Linked DNA regions of Homo sapiens: region 1 is linked to region 2. A link is a loop called in an ENCODE intact Hi-C map of the cell type or tissue named here. Cell type or tissue: B cell. All regions are shown on one strand. Links, peaks and the distances in the headings refer to the core of each region. The heading gives the core; the rest is flanking DNA.

The links. Hi-C counts contacts between places; a loop is a spot of excess contacts. Peaks named below come from ENCODE experiments on the same cell type or tissue, not always from the same donor. Only the 100,000 strongest peaks of a DNase experiment are listed, where the experiment ranks them.
Region 1: a loop joins it to region 2, with 7 times the contacts of the local background. A loop is called at or near these places in 2 of 110 quality-filtered maps.

The regions. Positions count from the first base shown.
Region 1 is chr15:32,828,031-32,838,703 of GRCh38, forward strand. The region is part of intron 17 of FMN1 (formin 1); the gene reads right to left. It also overlaps the pseudogene LOC107984761. Among named protein-coding and RNA genes, the nearest start is that of GREM1-AS1, 110 kb to the left of the region's middle. In B cell, for the core only: no CTCF peak of the experiment used is centred there; a DNase peak (open chromatin) is centred at 6,331; H3K27me3 peaks cover 25 bases.
Region 2 is chr15:32,903,073-32,913,745 of GRCh38, forward strand. It overlaps FMN1 (formin 1), which reads right to left. Exons shown (of 21, transcript NM_001277313.2): 11 at 7,402-7,463; 12 at 5,418-5,506. Among named protein-coding and RNA genes, the nearest start is that of GREM1-AS1, 190 kb to the left of the region's middle. In B cell, for the core only: no CTCF peak of the experiment used is centred there; a DNase peak (open chromatin) is centred at 5,559; H3K4me3 peaks cover 1,673 bases; H3K27ac peaks cover 1,376 bases.

The DNA of each region.
Region 1 (10,673 bases), core at 1,809-9,808, 75 kb before region 2:
GCCTGTAATCCCAGCACTTTGGAAGGCCAAGGCAGGTGGATCACTTGAGGTTGGGAGTTTGAAACCAGCCTGACCAACATGGTGAAATACAAAAATTAGCCGGCATGGTAGCAGGTACCTGTAATCCCAGCTACGTGGGAGGCTGAAGCAGGAGAATCGTTTGAACTCAGGAGGCGGAGGTTGCAGTGAGCCCAGATTGCACCACTGCACTCCAGCCTGGGCAACAGAGCAAGACTCTGTTTCAAAAAGAGACAAAGTAATTAGATCCATATGTATCAACATCAATAGATATTAAAAATTAGGATGCAGAATGGTAAGCCCAATATGGTTCATCCTTTCTGTAGTGCAGAATGTCAGAATTTCTTCTTAATTTGGTAAATTTTGATTACTCCAAGTCGTACAAAGGGAAATTCCATTTTCCAAATTAATGGAGCTAATTGAAATGTGATTTTGTAATTCTTTATCATTTAGCATGTTTTTTTTTTTTCTCACTGGGTTTTTGTAACAGTGAATAGACTCTAGCTTGGCTGTAAGAGCTAACAATTTGGATAATAGTACTGCTTTGCATCTACTGCACTCTGCAGAGGATGATTCAAAAAAGAGGCTACTCATCTCCCCTGAGGATGAAAGATAAACATTTGCGGTTAAAATATTGTCACGACTCAGACAGAAGAAGGGATTTAGCCCTACCACTTGGCTCATGTTCCCTCTTAACCAAATCATATTTTTTTAGTAACCTAATAAAATTACTGGGAATAGAAAGCATACATTCCGACTACTAGAAATATTGATACAACAAAGGAACACGTTAGTAGTTTCAACGTCTTTTACTTAAGGATTTCAGAATTCCTCCCAGTGAACAGGGAGATAGGTAGGTAAAATATAATATTTCCTGGTAGATGACCTAAGGCAAAACTCTTTATCTGCTGGCACCTATGTATATTTGCTACACATCGAATGTTTTGTCATCCCCTAGAGGAAAGACACTGGTGGATGGCAAGAATGTCAGTATTTGTTTACTTGGAGCAAGAGGCAGGTCATTTGGTCACAGACTCAAAATGCAATGTGCAAGAACTCAGAAACTGGATAGCAAAACTCCAGCCCAAATGAAGCAAAATTTCCTTCTCTGCTTTCTCAAGGTCTACTCTAGTTAATATTGATGTAACTAGACAAATACCCAATAACAAAAATTTGCCATGCAATATATAATCTAAGATGGCACAACAGTTTATGAGACCAAGCTATTATTCCTACTAAGTTAAAAACATGCGCTCCGGCGAAAGTTCTGTCAACCTTACAGCTCTTTAAATGCATGCATCCAGGAGGACTAGACAAGCCATCTTCTGCTTCCAGCTGCTAGTGTTTCTAGCTGGTGAATAACACAGGCCCCCAGGAGAGGGGGGTGAAAGATAGTTTTCAAAGATTGGAAAATTTCCTCCAACTTACATTAAAATTAATATTAAGGGCTCTATATGTGGCTGCTGGAGTAGAATGGTGGGAATCTAATCAAGAGCCCGTGCCTTCCTTTGAGGCCAGTTTCCTAAAATTGGTTCTCTGTGCCTATATTGCATGAGCTGAAAGCATATGGATGCAATCACATTCCAAGATACCTTATTTGGTGTTGGTATGGACTGGGCATATTGTCTCAGCTTACAAAAGCAATAAGGATTCTCTGACTCCTGCCAATCCATGTAAATCACTCTTTTACCTGTTTAAAGGGTAAGATTCGTGAGTGAGGAAAATAGTTACAACTATTTTGTTACCAGCATATATAACCATGTTCTATATCTAGATAGAACTCTTCAAGTTGTGAGACCTCAGTAGTGGGAAGGGAGACAAGATTTAGACAAATACCCACACAGAAATGAGGGGGGACACATTTCTCCCACGTGGCAGAGTTAGGAGGTACTGAATCCAAATTTTGTCCTTATGTAGAGACCTTATGCTGGTTGAGAAAGCAAAATAACTAAATAAGGATTACTTATATCTGCAACTCATTTTAATGTCTTCTTTATTTTTAAAAGCAAATGGACTAGTGAAGGGAAATTCACTTCTCTGAATACAGGATCATCCCACATTCAGGCTATCCAAAATTTGGGGGATCTGGAAGGCCAAAGACCAAAAATAAAGTAAAAAAAAAAAAGTAAATGAAGTTATTGGATATGAAATAACAAATGACAGGAGATTAAAATCTTCTAATTCTTGTGTCTGGCCATATAACTGAGTGCCACTGACCATTAGATAAAGACAGATTTTTAAAAATAATCACCCCTATTGTAAGGGATAGTCACTCCTGACTCATTGTCTTCTCTTCTTCATTAGTTTGATTGTTTTTCCCTCCAGATCACATTTTTGGAGTTGTTCTTTTGGTGAGATAGTGGTTGAAATAGTTTAATTTTCCTTTTTGAGTCCTGTTTTCACCTCTAGATGAATTTGCTTTTATGAAGGAATTCCATTCCATTTATGATCTAAATGAGGAGGAACTCCTTTAAATTCTTTCCTTTTTTGGACAGCTTCAACCTGTATTTCACTGAGTACCACTGCATGGTAAGTAAAGAGGATACTATAAATAAAGTGTGAAATAGACATCTTCCCTCTCGTATCAGCTAAGTAATTTCTCAAATATTTAAAAATTGAAAGAAGTGCCACAGAGGTAACAGAAAGAGGGGCAGTTATATTATTGAGTAGAAACCTAATTTTCCCAGGAGTATATGTAAGAAAAGCCCTCCCTGTCCGAGGAGACGTCATCATGTGAACTCACATATGAAGAAAGGTGGAAATCAATTAGGGGTAGGAGCAGCGAGGGCCCTGGGGAGTGTTCAAGTAGTGCAAATGACATCTAAAGACGGGATGAAATGTAACCTTTCAGATCGGGAGGGCAGGATCCAAGCCACCAAAAAGTCTAGTGGTTTGTATCCTCCAAACACCCCCCACCACTATAATCTCCCGCCACTTACTCAACCACTCTAGTCCAAGGCACCAAACCCCCATGCTGGATTCTTAACCTGTCCTGATTGAGGTCCTCCTTTAAGTCACATAGATCCAGCCCATCTGAGTTCAATTTCCTCCTTTGTAAAATGGAGATAATAATAGTGCTTTCCTCAAGGGTTTTTTTATTCAATGAGAAATGAGATATTACTTAGTATCAAACTTGGCTGAGAGTATTAAATAAATGTTAGCTAATATTATTTTTACTTTTTTTTTTTGAGACAGGGTTTCGCTGTGTCAACCAGGCTGGAGTGCAGTGGTATGATCTCGGCTACTGCAACCTCCACCTCCTGGATTCAAGTGATTCTCCTGCTTCAGCCTCCCGAGTAGCTGGGAATACAGGCACCTGGCTAATACCGTTGCTAATAATATAACGCACATATCATGGAAGCTTGGGAAGTTTTTATAAAACAGGTGGGGCTTGATGGCAGTTTTGAAGGGTATTTGCTGCTTGCCTAGAACACGGGAAGTGGAGCTGGCAGTCCAAGCTCAAGGAGCCCCAGGAGCCAGGGCTTTGCAGAGGCTGCAGGGGAGGAAAGTGTGTGTGGGGTGGGGAGGTTGGTATTGCATAGGTCCAGGGAGGCAATCATGAGACTCCCTAGACCACAGGAAAAATCTTTTGTGGGAATAGTAAGCTTGGACAAGTAGACTAGAGACTATGAAGATAATCTCTCAGAGACTGACACAAATAATCCACTCATGCAAATAATCTCAAAGAATGCAGCCTTTTTTTTTTTTTTTCTAACTTCTGATTCTTAAGGATGAAGAATGTGGGTGGGGATGCCTGTTCCCGGTGTCAGTAAGTAAAATCTTCTGGTGGGGAAGTATTTTGAATATTTGCAAAGAAAGTTCAATGCTCTCCAAAGTGGAGGTAGAAACTGGCACCAGGGATTTCTGTGTACCTGCCTAGAAATACAGGGCTTTAATCTACAGCCAATGTGAACTTTTGTAACTCTTTAAAACATCATCATTTCTGAGGGACTTCAGACTCTGTTCTGTAGGTCAGCACCAGACCAACAATATAGAGTTCCTGTGATCACTTATGATTTGAAACATAAACTCAGGCTTTGAATGTTTTAAAAACACCCGTATAACTATGGGTTGTTTAAAAATAGCTATACCCCAAAGAGTTTATTTCCAACATCTGACATGAATGCATTTTGCAGCGATTTGTTATGCAAATAATGGTAGCAGGGAAGACATATGAAAAAACATTGACCCTTCTCAAAGCCCGATGGATTTAATGCTTTTGTTAATTCTGAATTCCAAGTCTAGGGGTTGTCTGTTTGTGGTGTATAAAATAAAATACTATATGCCTGCCTCAACTTTCCTTCTGATGAAGCTGTAATTTGCAAAGGAGCTATTGTTCCTCTATGGCTTCCCTAATTTTTCTTCACAGACAACTGTGCTTCAGTGTGGAGAGGGGTTTCAGTGTATTGGCTGTTGAGATGATGCTGTGAGTATTTTCAAGGCAGAGGGGGCTGGGTGCGGTGGCTCACACCTGTAATCCCAGCACTTTGGGAGGCCGAGGCGGGCAGATCATGAAGTCAGGAGATCAAGATCATCTTGGCCAACATGGTGAAACCCTGTCTCTACTAAAATACAAAAAATTAGCCAGACATGGTGGTGAGTGCCTGTAATCCCAGCTACTTGGGAGACTGAGGCAGGGGAATCGCTTGAACCCGGGAGGTGGAGGTTGCAGTGAGCTGAGATCGCGCCACTGCACTCCAGCCAGCAGAAGGAAGAGCTTTTTGAGATGGAGACTCAGGTAGTGCTTGGAATTGCTGATAATCCAAGGCCTGATGATACGGGGGTTATTTGCTGAAGCTTCTATTTCAACTCTCCTTTATGACCCCGGGTTACCTAAATATGTTGCCTTCTAATGTTGTTTTGTGAGAGGTAGGAAGTAGGGTAGACATCATCAGTCTTAGATTTGTCAATGGGAGAAAACCAAGGGACAGACTTTTTTGCCGCCATTTTGTCCTTCTAAAGTGTTAGCTCCTTTTTCCCACTTTACAACTCCTCCTTTCTCCCCTCCTCCTCTGCTCTGCTCTTCTCCACCGCCACCACTCCCAGCAGCTGTTTATTAAATGCCCACTGCATGCTAGCTTTCTAATTTCTTCTTGTCTCTAATGGTCATATTTTAGGATGTCATTCCTCTACTGACAGCTACCACTTCTAGAGTAATCCTAACCTGTAATTCTTTTCTTAGAGGATAAGTAGAAAATACGTAATGGGAGGTGGGGGGAAATGGTTTTGATCTTCAATTAGTGTAACTGATAGGGAGGAAAGGGCTTGGGTTAAGGGAATGTCTTATGAAGCAGCAGCTGTTTTATAAGGGACTCATCTGGAGAAGTGGGGTGTATCCTCTACTGATAAGGGAGAAGACCCACAGAAAGCCAACTAGCATCAAAACAGCCCCAGCATCCAAGCACAGAGGAAGTGAGCCTTCTGACCCCCATGATCTAATAAGCCCCAATATTAGTCCATACAGGAGATGAGCAACATCCCAGGGTGAGTGAGTCAGTCACTCAAGTCCCCGGCCCAAAAGTGTAATGGACTTTGTTTTATGGTTTAATGGACATTTAGCTGAGTTAAAAGGGTTAACAAGTCTGAACACTTCTCTGAAACCTGATGAGATATCCAAGCATCTTTTTTCTGAAGGTCTCCATTGAAAATACCACTTATGAGTAACTTCTGTAAAGAAAACCCATCTGAAAATACCAGAGATGAACCAGCTGCTTTTTTCCCCCTGAACTCTTAGCAAATGATCTAAGGGCTTAAACACATTAAAGGCCACAATTTCAACTTCTGGAATCAATAGGGCAAAGGAATGTGGGCATATTCATTTAAATATGAATTTGCTGACTCCATTCTTACTCTCTTGGGTTCCTCCATAAGCCCAGACCTTACACTAAAAGGCAGCTACTTCTCACACTGCAGCAGGATTTTGAGAACCATCGCCCTTTGTCATCTTCACCCTGACCCTTCTCATCATTTTTTCTGATTCTCAGAACCTCCTGGCATTTATTTCCAATTCAGTTCTGTTTCCTTTCACCAACTCAGGTTAGTTGAGGCTGGACCCTAGCATGCCTGTTTTGTCATACTCTGATGAAAAGCAAATTAAATTCTTGGATGGTAAACTCTTTTCTTAAACTTCTGTCTGGTTCTTTGGAAAAAAATTAAAAATTATATTTCTGTTAATATCAACCAAAATATTGAATCCATCTCAGGATCCTACATCCCTTGACCAACAAGCTGATAAAACTGCCTAGCTCATCTTAGTCAACCTCTTCCTCTCACATGGTGTGTGGAACAGAACTTGGTCTCCCTTGGGCTTCAGTAGTAGCAAATTGAGGAAGTAAGACCTTAATTACATATAACCATGTTTCCACCCTACGTTAGCTCTGTTCCCTTGCCCTTTCACATTTCAAGCTGCCTCAAGGAGGAAAAAATCAGACAGATAAAACACAAACAAAAGACAGAAAACAGGAGCTCAAGGGCTAAATCAAGACTATTAATAGTTCCTCCAAACAAAGAAACCGACTGCCATCATCCAAGCTCTGTTCATCTAATTCTTCCTTTCTCCAAATGTGGCTGAAACTCATCTCCCTTTTAGCCTTCTCTTACTCCCACCGTTATTATTTTCAGCAATTTTTCCCTAAGACAAGGCAGCAGCAGCAAGAAGTGAGAAAATAAAGGTAATCTAGGTAGTACCTTTCTTTGAACAAATAGTTTTCCATCTTTTTCTTATTTCCACTGATCTTGAAAACAGAATCACTGTTTAAAGGGGAGAAGCCCTAGTTCCCTCTGATCACCTTGGTTAATTTTAGAATGGGTGCTTCATATTCACCACACAGAGAAATCTAAGGCTTTTATTCAGGTGAACCCTTCAAAATGATAACATTATGACACCAAAGCTTTTAAAAGTCTTGCTGTTCTGAAACTGCCATTGCAGTTTGGCTTTGTGGCTTTGGATACTCTCAGAGGGAAGGCATCACCTTTGTTAGAGTTTGTGAATTTAAATTAGTTTGGGTTTGTTTGGAAGCAGAGCAACATCAGAAAATCCAGTCCCTTTCTACCTAAAAGCACAAGGCTGCTAGTGAGCAGGCCCATGAGGAAGAGCTGGAGGAGAGGGCAGGACACAGGGATGTCACCCAGCCTAGCTGGGATACGTGTCAGGCCTGACCACGTAATCACAGATACTCATGAACAAGGGAAAGCAGACTATTCAGATACAATGAAAACTGATTTTAAATAAGAGGCATCTCTTATTTTATTATTTTTTCTAAATCGTGGCTCTAAAAAAATAAACTTAGAATTATTTTCCTCTTCCAAAGTGAAATATCTTTTTCTTCCTGGCTTAGACCACCAACCAGGTTTCTGCTGCCGGAAGCCGGGAAAATACTGGATATTCTTTGAGGAAGCCTGATCAGATGCCCTATTATCCCAATTTCCAAACCAAAGATGCTTGGAGATGAAGACACACTTTTTTGGTGTGTGTTCTAAGTTGCAACCTCAAAAACTTGGCAGTTTTCTCACCATGGACTGTGATTTCCATGATGTGATGGTTTGGAAGGGTTTGTTTTCAAATAGATGTTATGGGGTGATTCCAAGGGAATTCTATTTCAATCCTCCTGAGTTGACAACCTTTCCTTCTTAAGTGTAACTTTGGTGTTCAGATAACCTTGGGACACAGACAAGGAAGATTCCCAGTGGTAAATGTCTGTGTGGTACAAAATGGGAAGGCAGAAAGTGAAGCTTGTAAAGTCATGAAAATAAGAAAGAAAGAGCTTTTCATGCATTATCTTTCACACTGTTCTTCTTTTTCTGTTTTTATTTTATTATTATTATTTTTTTGAGACAGGTTCTCACTCTGTTACCCAGGCCGGAGTGCAGTGGCATGATCATGGCTCGCTGCAGCCTCAATCTTCTGGGCTCAAGTGTTCCTCCCACCTCAGCCTCTCTGTACCTGGGACTACAGATGCATGCTATCATGGCCCAGCCAGTTTTTAAAATTTTTTGTAGGATGTGGCCTCCCTATGTTGCCCAGGCTCGTCTTGAACTCCTGGCCTCAGGTGATCCTCCCACTTTAGCCTCCCAAAGTCCTGAGATTACAGGTGTGAGCGACTGCTCACAGCTGGGATTACAAGGCTGCTCACTAGCAGCCTTGTGCTTTTAGGAAGAAAGGGACTAGATTTCTGATGTAGCTCTGCTTCCAAACAAACCCAAACTCATTCAAATTCACAAACTCTAAAAGGTGATGCCTTCCCTCTGAGAATGTCCAAAGTCACAAAGCCAACTGCATGGCGGTTTGGGAATGGCAAAACTTTTAAAAGCTTTTGGTATCATAATTTACTTTTATTTAGGAGGATAGTATAGTTCACATTTTCTCCTTTTTCACAGGTTCTATTTAGTGTCATTTATAGTAGCAATAATTCATATTCTAACTTAGCTTTACCTCAGCAACTCTTTCTCCCCTTACTTTTAGTCTCAGTACTACAAATGCCCGCATGCTTTCTCCCCAGAACCGAGGCCTTCATATTTTTCTCCCTAAGCTGTATATGTCTTACAAACTTGTAAAATGAATGTAAATGAATGTAAAACTTTCCCCTTGTTTGGTGAAGAACAAGAGGATACACCCATTGCTTGAGCATACATCTCCCTCAGTCTCTCTCTTTTTTTTTAGAATGCAAAGTATTTTCTTTTTAAACTTTTAAAATCTGAAAACAAGCTAGCCTATGTTAAATAACATAGTTTCCAAAGCTGAACGTGCTCACTTGGAGCCCAGTTTTCTGCTTCAAATACAAACACAACTTCCTGACACTCCTAGGTGGGAACACTACTGTTTGACGATCTGTGATTAGATGAACTGATCGATCTCAGTGGGTAACATTCCTTTATTTTTTCCTTGGTAAAGGTTTAAAAATTCTAAAATAGATGCATTTTTTTTTTTTCAGTTTTACACTGACAATTTCATTCCAATTGTCTCCTGGGAGACACAGACCATGTACAGGAATCCATCTTCATCCTTCTCACTCTGCTACAATGCTGTGTCTGTTCACCGCCAGGAGGAAGGCTTGATTAGCACTGAGCTGGAAGGACCTTCTAATGATCTTGATGAGCTCACTCAGGTTGATGTGGTCCAGTACAAGGAACATTGCTTTATCCAGGACGGGAAGCTGCTTCTCAGCCTTGTATCGTTCTGTTACTACCAAGATTTTGGGTGGATGCTGCTCTCGGAGAAGTCAAACTTCTACTCTTTGTTCAAAGGTGTGGTGTGGCCTGAAGGTCTTCTCTGATGTCATGGTGCAGGGATCTGGGTGGTGGTGGCGACATAAGGGTTCTGGCGGCTCCTGGGGGTGGCGGTGGCAGTGAATCTAACTCTGGCGACAGTGACTTCTCTTGTCTCCCTCAGTCTCTTTATTATATGCTTGATCCATCAGAAAGTCTCAAGGTTCTATGCACCTCAGCAACCCCAGTGATAAGGCAAGGGGTTCATGGACTGAGTCCTGAAGCCCTCTTGTGTTTAGAGATTGGGAAGATGAAGAACCAGCTTAGGAGATTGAGGAATGCCCATGAAGTAGAGAGAAGACAAAAGAGGGTTAGGACCTAAAGCAAGAAGGAGTTTTCAATCCATCATTTGATCAGCTATATCTAATGCTCCTGAAAGGTGGAGTAAGATTTTGCGTCAGATATATAGGGTCTTTTAGACTGGAATAGTGTCTGATTCTTCTTTTTTTCCTCAGAGTCTCACATATAGTAGATAACTTATAAATGCTGAATGAACAACTGAAAAAGAATAGTAGTGATTGGTCACAGAGAATGGGATGTGCTCTCTGTTAATTCCTTGCCCATCAACAGATGCCCATCCTAGGGCAAAATGGGAGAAAGACTATCATTTCCACAGTCCTCATGCTGAATGGATCCCAAGTGCTATTGCCTCATTTATGTAGCATGATCCAGAGACACTTCCAGTCTGAAGAACTTCAAAGGTTTTAGGAGGCTGAGGTGGAGGGCTCGGGGAGCAATGAAGGCAAGAGGGAAAGGGATGAACAACCACAATAAAAGGCCGGCACGTTCACAACAATGTTGGGCAAAGACAGTGATTCCTGAATATGAAGGAATCTGGAGAGCGAGTCACAAGAAACTGAAAACATAAGGGGGTGGAGGAGATGCTGAGAGAAAACAGAAAGCTATGAAAGAAGGCAGACGCTCAAACCGAGGTAAGAGAGAAAAAATTAAAAGCGGAAGGGGAGAAAGAAAAAAAATCGGAGAGGTGAGGCCAATGTATGGAAAAAGAGCAAAGGAAACACAGGGCCATTGTCTGATGCTGAGAACAGTCTGGAGACTGAGCAACTGGTGCCCGATTTCTGTGCATCTCAAGAGGAGATAAATGGCAGATTGAAGGGACCCTCTTGGCATTCTGGATCCAAGAGGAAAACATAGCAGGCGCAGTGAATGCTCAAGTAAACACAAACAGCAGCAGCCGTGGGGTTACGAGTGACCTGACTGCAGGCTCTGTCCTCTCCTGGCCTCCAGCCTGTGTGTACAACACACATGCCCGCTTAAAGCCCCGCTTAAAGCGGGAGGGCAAAAATCTCCTGCAACTGGGTGACCTCTGTTGTCAGCATTTGGCTAATTAAGGAAAGATATTACCCTACAGATCTCTATGCCTTGGTCCT
Region 2 (10,673 bases), core at 1,462-9,461:
CCTGTGCTGCCTCTACCTTTAGGGAGATTTGGGTTTTAATTAATTTCTAACATCAATTGATTTCGTATTTATTCCACGACTAGGTCATAATCCACAATCTTTTTTTAGATGACATTTAATGAAAGCAAGGAATATCCATAAGAGAAAACACAATCTTGTTTTAAAGTTCAATAACCCATTATTATGAAAATTATCTGATGAAGTATAAAAGTAGAAATTCATAGGAATTCTGCATTAGGACAAGATGAAAAAGTTAAACTCTGTGTAAATTACTTCTTAATGAATATTAAACAATTTATTCATTTATCATGACTGAAATCAGGGGTATCATCAGTCTTTATAAATACATAAGAAGCAAAAAGCTCACAAGACTGACAGCATTTGATCCTGTAATGAGTCTGGGGAAGACGTATTTATTCAGATGCTGAGCTATTCTGAAAGAAGGGCCCTGCATTTCTCCCCTTCTAAATGTGACCCATGAGGCGTCATTCAGGACCCAAGTTCCCAGAGCATGTACACTTCCTATCACAGTGAGCGAAGCAGTTACAGACACCACCTGGGAAAATATACAGATCAATGCCTCGGCTCACCAAAAAGGACTTAGATGAAAAGCAGAAAATGCTGAATGAATAGTTACCTATAACTAATCTCAAAAGAGGAAGCATAGGACCAATATGAGGCGACAAGACCATAGTCTTATCAATGTATGTTACGCAAGAAAGGGTAGGATAGAATTGCAAGGCTCTCTAGGATTAAAGCCTTTCTGGGGTTAGGGCTTGCACTGGAAAAGCTCTTAAAGAATCTTAAATGTTCCAATGTCCTCTTTAAGCAGAAGGGTCTGCAACCCATACGAAGAGTTGGAGGGGGGAGAAAAGATCATAATTTTACATTACTTTTGGAAAGACTTGAAAATTCATACTAGAAGATCAGTCACCAAGAATGTCAGTCTGTCCTTTAGGAATGTATGAGGCATTTACAGTGTGTCAGGGACCATGCGAAGATCTGAGAACAGAGCTTAATCTACAGTCCCATCTTGATAATCTGAGAAGTAAACCAACAATTACTGTGGAGTGTGAATGAGTGCTCTCGGTGATGGATCCAGAAGAGGAGCTAGGAAAGCAAATGCAGGACACTCAAGTGTCATGGGGGGAACATTGTCAGCTAGGGTCCCCGGAGCCCTGTGATGCTCACGCACAACATGTGAGAAACTGCCGGGAGAGCCCAGATAGGCTGAATGGTATCTGTGGGGGAAGTGAGTAGAAGGCAGATGCTAAAATTGTGTTCTGTATTCTAAAATACAGGGTTTAAACTTCTGAACGAATGAAGGGTTCTAAACAGGAAGGTGACAGTTTCTGCTTTTTGTTGTAGAAAATCTCCATGGCAGCAGCTCAGCTGATTGGATGGGAGAGGAAATTTGAGGCTGGGAGACCTCCTAGACCACAGCTGTAATCTTCCAAGAGGAAAGGTAAGAGGGGCTTGCAGTGTGAATGGAGAGGGGCAAATGGATGAGGAAGCTGCTAAGGTAACAAGACCCAGAGCAACCTACTCCTAAGAGATGTTGTGAAGAGTCCAGGATGACTTTGCAGTTTTGGCGTGGATATTGGGTATAGCGAAAATACAAAATAATAAAGAAGCAAATTTGGAGGAAAAAAATAGAGTTTTATGACCCTTGCCATCCAAAAACAGCCATGCAAGGAGCACCATAGCTCCTCTCTTATTTATCTGCTAAGCTACCAGAGGTATGGGTTACTTTGAAGGCTGTGAAGCAAGCATCTGACAAATAGCTTCTCTTCCCCTGCCCTGCCCCATTACTGTTTTATCCTCTACCCACAAGAGCAAACACAGTAACTCTCTTAAATATTCCCAAGCATGGGATCTTGGACACTGGGCCTTGGTACTTCTGAATATTTATGGATTGAGTTCCTTTTGGGCTAGTCTAACTTTACATTCTAGGTTCAGTAAGAAAGAAGACTAAATATTCCCAAAAGAAGCCACAAATGAGGGATCCTTCCCTTCTTTCTCCAATGTAGGCTAATACTTCTAGGAAGGACTGCAACTTCAGCTTCTAATATATGAAAGACGTTCTGTGTCTCACATTATTTGGGTTACACATCTACAGCAGCAACTCAGCTGACGGGTGGAATGAAGCAATGTGGCTCATGTTTTTAAGAGACTAACATTTGATTTATTATCCCTAAATTTCTGAATGGTATCACCTAAGGTGTATGTGCACATAGGCGATACACATAGCATAACTGAATGTTGCAACCTGCATTCTTCGATGGAGGATTACACTAACAGAGTCTACTGTGTGGGGGCCCCAAGGCAGCTGTGGACCTTCATGAAAATCACAATAGACTGTGTATAGTGTTCTCACCCTAGGCCATGAGAAGTGTGTACCAGGCCTAATCAAACCCAGTAGAGCCTCACCTCACAACCATTACCCGGCAGCATAAGAGTCAACGGCCATCCCTAGAGGGAGTGGTTCTCAGACAGCCTGGTCCCAAACAGATGACACCTCTGTGGGCAATGGCTTTCTAAATCTGGCACTGGAGTGTAAGAGAGTTGATGAGGTGAGTGATGAGGCCAGCCTCTCCATGCTCTGATTTATAGGACTGGGCACCACAGGGCTCTTAGGAAACTGCAACGTTAAAACTATAAATGATTCATATTTTCCAGTATGTAAAACATGCTTATAGTCGACTCACTTGGAGTTAATGGCAAATAAGTTGCCAGAGAATCAGAGTGGCATAAATCAAACAAATGCTGGTTTGTGCAGGAGGTTGGTAGCAAAGGTGAAATGCACCCAGGTCTGAAGGCCCCCATCTATCCGTGCCTCACCCTCCCGCAACTGAGCCCAGGCAAGTCACCTCACCAGCACAGCATGACAGTCCTTTTTGCTGGGTTTGCGTGTTCACGAAGCCATTACAATGACCATTTATAAACATTAAAAATGCTTTTCTATCTAGATCATCAGTAGAGAAAACAAGAGTAAGTTGTGTGTTAATTACCTGCTACCATTATCTAAGTCCCGGCAATTAGAACAATAATTAGGACAGTAGCAGAAACGCATGATCTCTCCCTGCCTGTTCATTTCACCGGATCAGCCATTCCCATAGCTTAGAACAAGGGCTGCTCGGTGGTTAAGGGGTTGGCAAATTGCAGCCCACAGGCCAAAACCAGGCCACCACTTGTTTTTGTATGGCCCATGAATTAAAAGAACGATGTTTACGTTTCTAAATTGTTGAAAAAAGAGTCAACAGAAGGACAACATTTTATGACATGTAAAAATGACATGAAATTCAAATTTCAGTGTTCATAAGTAAAATGTCATTGGGGCACAGCGATACCCATTTGTTTATATACTGCCTGTGGTTGCTTTGGCACAGCAATGGCTGACTTGAATATTTGTAACATCCCGTAAGCCACAAAGCCTAAAAGACTTACTATCTAGTCCTTTACAGGAAAGGTTTGCCAACTCCAGGCTTAGAGGAGAATATTACTGTGTAACTTGGTATAACCAGCACTACCCAAGTGCTTTGATATGCCCACTGTGCCCCAATACAACCAAATGGCCTTTTCAGTGTTGAAACAGCCCATTATTAATCACTTTACTTTCAGTCATTAGCACCGTAAGAGGGATTCATTTGTTATAATAGGAAATATGACTTGGAAATAAACTATAGGATCAGTTGAGGGTAGGGATTGGTAAGGAAGGTGTCTCAAGTCAGTGGAACAAGACAGCAAGGGAACCTCACTTGACTTGATTCACAATATTCCTAGGCTTTAGAAACCTACTTTGAGGGGGGATCCTGGACCATGCTCCATGTGAGAGCAAGTCATCCAAGGTTCCCAGAACCATCATGTAGGTTTGTCGTCAACTGAGTAAACCCAGAATTCTCTTCCCAACTCCCATCCTCAGCCATTTAAGATGTTTTCCTGAGTCTAAATGTCCAGGCATCCATGGGGACTGAGGTATTCTAGAGCAGCTGTGCCCAACCTTTTTAGCACAGGGACCGGTTTCGAGGAAGACAATTTTTCCACAGGCCAGGGGTTGGGGTTGGAGGTGGGATGGTTTCAAGATGATTCAAGCACATTACATTTATTGTGCACTTTATTTCCATTATTATTACATTGTAACATACAATGATATAATTATACAACTCACCATAATCTAGGATTAGTGGGAGCCCTGATGGTCCCTCTAGCTTCCTGCAACTAGATGGTCCCATCTGGGGGTGATGGGAGACAGTGACAGATAATCATTAGATTCTCATAAGGAGCGTGCAACCTGGATCGCTCACATGCGCAGTTCACAATAGGGTTTGTGCTCCTATGAGAATCTGATGCTGCTGCTGATCTGACAGGAGGCGGAGCTCAGGTGGTAATGCCGGCTTGTCTCTCACTCACCTCCTGCTGTGTGGCCTGGTTCCTAACAGGCCATGGGCTGGTACCAGTCTGTGGCCCAGGGGTTGGGGACCCGTTTCTAGAGGACCCAAGGGACAAGGCATGGAACTCCAGTGCAAGCCGGAGAACCTTGGAAGTTTCTAGGGCTGACTGGTAACCCTGATCTGATAGCTCCATTTCTGCTTCATTTTCTACACTTGCCTCATCTCTAGATTGAGAGGGTTGGCCTGAACTGGACAAAAAAAATTCAAGGTAGCAACAGGCAAAAGAGGCCCTCTGAACCTGTGTCAGAGGACACAGGTCCTCTGAACCCATTTTACAGTCTCACAGAGTCCTAAGCCCTGGAAAGCTGGGCAGGGTCGTGGGGCTGCAGAGCCCCGGGAGCTTATCTATGGCTTCGAGACCCCAAGAGTCACTCAGTTACACCCCGGAGTTCTGGGTCTTCAAAGCCTATGGAACGGCATCACAAACAACAGAGCAAGCAGCCATAGATAGTGACTGGAGAGAAAAACAAGCATGTACAGAGTGAGGGTGAGAAAAAGCCACATTTGGGCAGAGCAGGTGGAGAAGTTTGGGGAAAAGCTAGCACATTCAGGCTGCACTTACTGGATATGACCTTTAGGAAAATAAACTTGAATTCTGTGACTCTGATATCATCTTTTTAACTTCATCAAGAGAACCTTAAACAGAACAATGCCTTCTTCCTTCCTCAGTTACCCTTTTGGTCAAATTGTTTAGTCTAGGAGGAATTAACAAGTTGCTAGAAAAAGAAAGGGGAGTCTCTTGGGGTGGGGGAGGGGGGTGAGACACACTGTATCCAACAGCACAAATCTCAGCGCTGCTTTTCCCGGCAGCAGGGTCATCCTGCTGCATGCAACAGGTCACAGGAATGACGGTGTTGTGATTTAGCTGGCTGCACATTTAGATTTGGTTATTCTGAGCTGGGAGACAAGAAGACAGAAATTGCAGTTCTCCTTTTGGCCTAACAGAAAAATGTTAAGTATCCTTACTGCTCAGGTTTATCCAGCAGCTTCAGTTCTTCTTCTTTGGATGTCTCGTAATACTTTCTTATTTTAACCAGCTCATCCTCTTGGGCTCTCTGTATCAAAATAGAAAACAAAACCAAAAAAAAAAAAAAAAAAAAGGGAAGTGAGACTCTGGCTATGGCAGTGGGTCTCAAAGTCTCGAAGTGTGGTTCCTAGACTAGCAGCATCAACAACATCACCTGTCACTTGTCAGAAATGCAAATTATTGGCCCACCCTAGACACAAGAACTTGGGGTGTGGGTGGGGGTGGGGGGATGCAAGCCCACTGGGTGATTCTGATGCATGCTCAAGTTTGAGATTCAATGCAAATGGACCTAACAAGTACACGCAGCTGGACACAGAAGTACAGCTATTTGAGCTCTACTTTTGAATCCCCCATCTCTTCCTCTGTAAGGAGGCTGGGGGAATATTGTTCTTAGAATTTGTTTCCTTACTCTTAGAACAGCCCTAAATTATATGAACTCGCAGCTCTTTCATTTCTAGTCAACAACGTCCCTTTTTCCAAATTTCGTAAGCACTCATTGTCTGTACCACTTATTTTGGCATTGAGTCACTTACTTTCTCAATTTATCCAACTATTTCAGTTGAATGAAGCTTATCTCTACTGTGAGCTAACAAGCGGCAACCATGTGCTTAGTCCTGAGCTCATGGTAACAACACAAAGCATCTGGAAGGTACTGCCTTTGACAAAGTTCTTTAACATGAACCACTGTATCCTCATTTTACAGATTATTCCACTGAGGCTTGTACTAAGCAACTGTTAAAGAGCTTCAGACTTGGAACTCCCTCTTTCTGCCTCTATACCTTGCTGACCTCCAAGTATTCAAGTGCATAATTAGCTCCCAATGGCCTGGTATTTGTGTACTTTCTGGTTTATTAACGAAAGCTTTACTAGTGGAAACGTGAGAAGTTCCGACCCACTTGTACTAAGTAGCTCCTGATACATATAAAGATGTGAAAATGAGCAAGGAATTGGTGATGCCACCAAGCCTAGACTATTAGACTATGGAAATCTTCTGTAAGAAACTTAAGGTCCCAGGGGACATAAATATGAAACGAATCATCTTTTGAACTGGTGACCACAGTACACTATAGAGCCCTAGACAGCTTCCTGGGAAATACCATTACTTAAGAGAATGTGGTTCAATCTATGTTTTTGTAGCCTAACAGTCAGTGAACCAAAACAATGAACAATCATGGGAATTCTGACTCTCCTGTGTTGTCTTCTCAAGAGAGCCTGACAATTCTGCTGGTTATGTCCACTTAAAACCCAAATCAAAAACCTTATATGTGTACAGTCCTGTTGACTTTCAAAATACATTGCTACTGCTACATATATTAAATCCTCATTTGACTAAAAAAAAAAAATCAGAGCCTACTATAATCCCCGCTATACTGATGATCACAACGGGATTAAGAAGTTTAAGTAACTAGCCCAAGGTCACTTAGCAGGCAATGGTAGACACAGCTGGACCTCAAACCTAAGACTGTCTCATTCTAAATCCAAAACACATACCTACCATTCTACACACCTTCCCACATTCAATATCATCAACTCATTTGGACTAAGAGTAATCATCCAAGCTGGTATTAGCAGTCCCATTCTTCAGAAGTAGACACCAGTGCACGCTATCATTTCAGTAGGCAGCTTACCTTCATTCACTTGGCCAGCAAGTGACAGGACTGGGTTCCAGGGCACGTAAATGGTGTCCACCTGAGATGCCCTGCCTTGCAAGTGTGCAATGAGATCTGCTAGCCCAGATACCACAGTGGGAGTCAGGAATCTAGTGCTTCTCACATCCACTCCCATTCAAGCTTGTGTTTCTATGCCTTAATCTCTTCCAGGCCACGTCAAAACCCTTACTACCAAAGAACATGAACAGCTCAGTCATTTCTCAGGTAGAAGATAAATATGGAAATACTAGCTCTGTAAGTCTTTGACACTCACGTTTTCATATAAGGCTGCCAGGGTCTCCAGATCAACCACGGAGTCATCCACATTGAAAATGGCTGCCAAGCACCCAAAAAGAAAAGAGGATAAGGGATTTGATTAGGTCCCCTGCACCAATGTTTACTCCACATCCAGCTTCCAAGCAATTAACAGAGTATTGCGTTTTCTTACACAAGCTGTGCCTCTCTGCTCCCCTTCCTTTCGCACCAGGGGTCTCAAATGAAAGAAACCAAAATGGTTCCTATCATTGGCCTGAGCCTTGGCTCTGCCTTGTTTAATTCCTCAGGCTCTGAGTCCTTTCTGCAGTTTAATTTAGGCTCCACAGGAGAAGTGTTTGTGCTTTAAAACTAAATCAGTTTGTAGGTTTGAAGCACAATTTTAAATCTTTCTTCCCGATGGTAATTGAAGAGATTTAGTACCTAATGCACCAGAACTGACTCTTGCCCATTACCAGAAAGAAAGAGAGAAAAAAGACAATGTTGGCAAATTAAATGAATTCAGGCATGTGATTTCAGGCACCTTTCCGTGGCCACTGCCAACATCTTGTTTGGATTAAAAAGACAAGAAAAAACAATAATTGCATCAATAGCAAATTAAGATTATGGAAACCTCCCATGAGCCAGTCTTCAGGCAGGCTCTCATTCCCATGGCTTTATTAGGATTCTACTTGTTCTGTATTATTTAAGATTAATTTAGCCGTTAACTAATATGCTTATGATTTCATCTAGAGAGGTACCTTCCCATAGATACTGGGATGCAAAAATTGAGACTTAAAATCCTTAATGGATTTGGCTATCGAAGTGTTTGAAATAAGCAGGTCCACATCTTTAAATAATTATTCAAAACTAATAAGGTTTGTTCCCTCAACCCTACCTCCCTTCCCTGACTTTACATTGTGAAATTAACCAGCACGCTAGTAAATTTTCTCCGTGGCAGGCTAATTAATTTTATTAAACCAACCAGTGATACTTAGAATGCCTTAAAATTTTGCTCGTCAACTATTTATTCTGTTCATTTGCATTACACCATGGTTTTTGGGAAGGTGGGGACCAAGGTAAGGGGCAGGTTGTTTTTGAGGTATTTTGCTTCTTCTGTGGTTTAGAATCACATGAACCCTTTCATACAATTTTAACAAAGCTAAAATTAACTGAGCTAAGATCATGGAACCTCACAGAACAGCAAGAAATGTACTTAAAATTCCTTTGCAGGCCACCTTCTCAAACTTAGGGGTTAATCAGCAAGCTATTCCTAGATACATGGAACAGAGAGAAAAGAGGAGGTTAATATGCTAGAGTCAAAGTAAGTCACCTCAGATTCCACCAAGACAAAGGAACATCACACATCCACAAAGGCCAATGTGAAACCAGTAAAGAAAAATGCAGTTTAAGGACAGAAAGAAAGGATTTGTCCTCTCAAGACTGTTATTTTGTGTGTGGAGATCACATAAATCCACTAATTTGTCAGACACAACAGGCATTTTTAAATGTCTAGTGCGTTGAAAACCAAAATAGCCAGAAACAATGTCTATTTTATGTAAATCTCAGTATTCTCTCACAAAAATCAACCAACATGAGCGCATAAGAAAAGGTCAAATTCTAAACAATAATCTACCAAAAATGTTTACATGTTAACTAATCATGCATCCTGGGTAACTATATATTACAAGCTTAGATATAATCAAATAATCTTAACTAATGAGAAAGAGAATGACCTGTGAGTTTCTTTTCCTAGTAAGTAAATACTCAGTTTTTAAAAGTTAATCAGTCTGGGGCCCAGGCACACAGTTCCTCAGATGGTATTGTCAGCTGTGCCCCTTCCAGTGTGTTCAGTAGCAGAAAAATAACACCCAGAGAGGTTGGGACTGAGAACAACCATGGGCTCTGAAGACATGGATTCATTCATTCCTCCATCCAGCCCTTGAATAAGTATTTGTTGGATGTGTACAGGATCTGTTCTAAATACTGTGGATTTTTAAGTTAGAAGTGCAAAGTACTTAATTAATCTCATGAAATTTATATCCCAGTCTGGGGACAGAAAATAAACAAGTAAATACATAATTTCAGATAACAATTTACTATGAAGAAAGTAAAACAGAGAAATGTACAACATTAGACAGAAGGCTCAAGGAAGGCTTCTTTGGGAGGTGACATTTAAGAGAAGACCTGCAGAGATCAGTTTTGTGGCTATCTTGGAGAATAACGTCCCAGGGAGAGGTAACTGCAAAGACAAGTTTCTTTTTCTGAAGGAACACATTCAAGGTATAGAAAAAAAAAAATCAAGGTGACTATCATGGACAGAGCAAAATTTACTCATTGTGTGATCCTGACATGTTAAATTTTCTGAGCTTCAGCATATCTATAAAACAGCTCTAATACCACTTAGTGAAAATATTAAGTGAGGTAAGATATATGCTTAGCATAGCACGTAGAACATGGTATAAGCCCAAAATGGTATATATGAGCTATTACTATCATGATTTCAAATATATACATTGTAAATGTGTTTTAATGCTTGTTAATGCCTTATCCCCTTTAACATCTGGAAAGAGTTAGAGAAAGAAAACTACAACTACTGAGTGATTTGTGCTGTAAATGCAACCTTCCCGAATTCTTAGGTGTTTCTGATCGCGGTTACTAGGAAACCCTTCCAGTCCTTTAAAACCCCACTCAAGACCCAACTTCAGAAAGCATTATTAACAGGAAAGGTCTATGACACAGAACTCTAATTACAAAAAATAATGGATCAAGTGTCTTAAGGGAAATGCCAGGTACCTCCAAGTCTGTATTATCATATTTTTATCTATAATTTCAATATTTCTCATCAATCCATCCTTCATTGTACCAAGGTTACTTTTTAAAAACATGGATTTCAAAATTTTACTGTGATGCTTAACATACCTCCAATATCTTCCTTTAAACACTCGGCGAAGTCTAAACTCCTTGGCCTGGTTGTTAAGCTCATTCCCTGCCTCGCCTCAATTACACTTCCAAACTCATCTCCTACCATGTTCTCCATGCACCATGGGTTCCAGTCACCCTGTGTCCTTCCCCATTCCTGAACATGCCATGGCTTCCTCCCTTTCTTCATCTCTCCATGGCACAGAGGTCAAAGCCCTGGAAGGACATCCTTTGACCCTCACATCATTAAGTCCTCAATCTTTTCCTCTGCCATGGTACCTCTCTCATATTTTACATAAGGTGAAGATGGTATACTTTAAGAATCTGTGGTATGTTGCATAACTGTTTCCTTCTCCCAGTAGACTGTGAAAG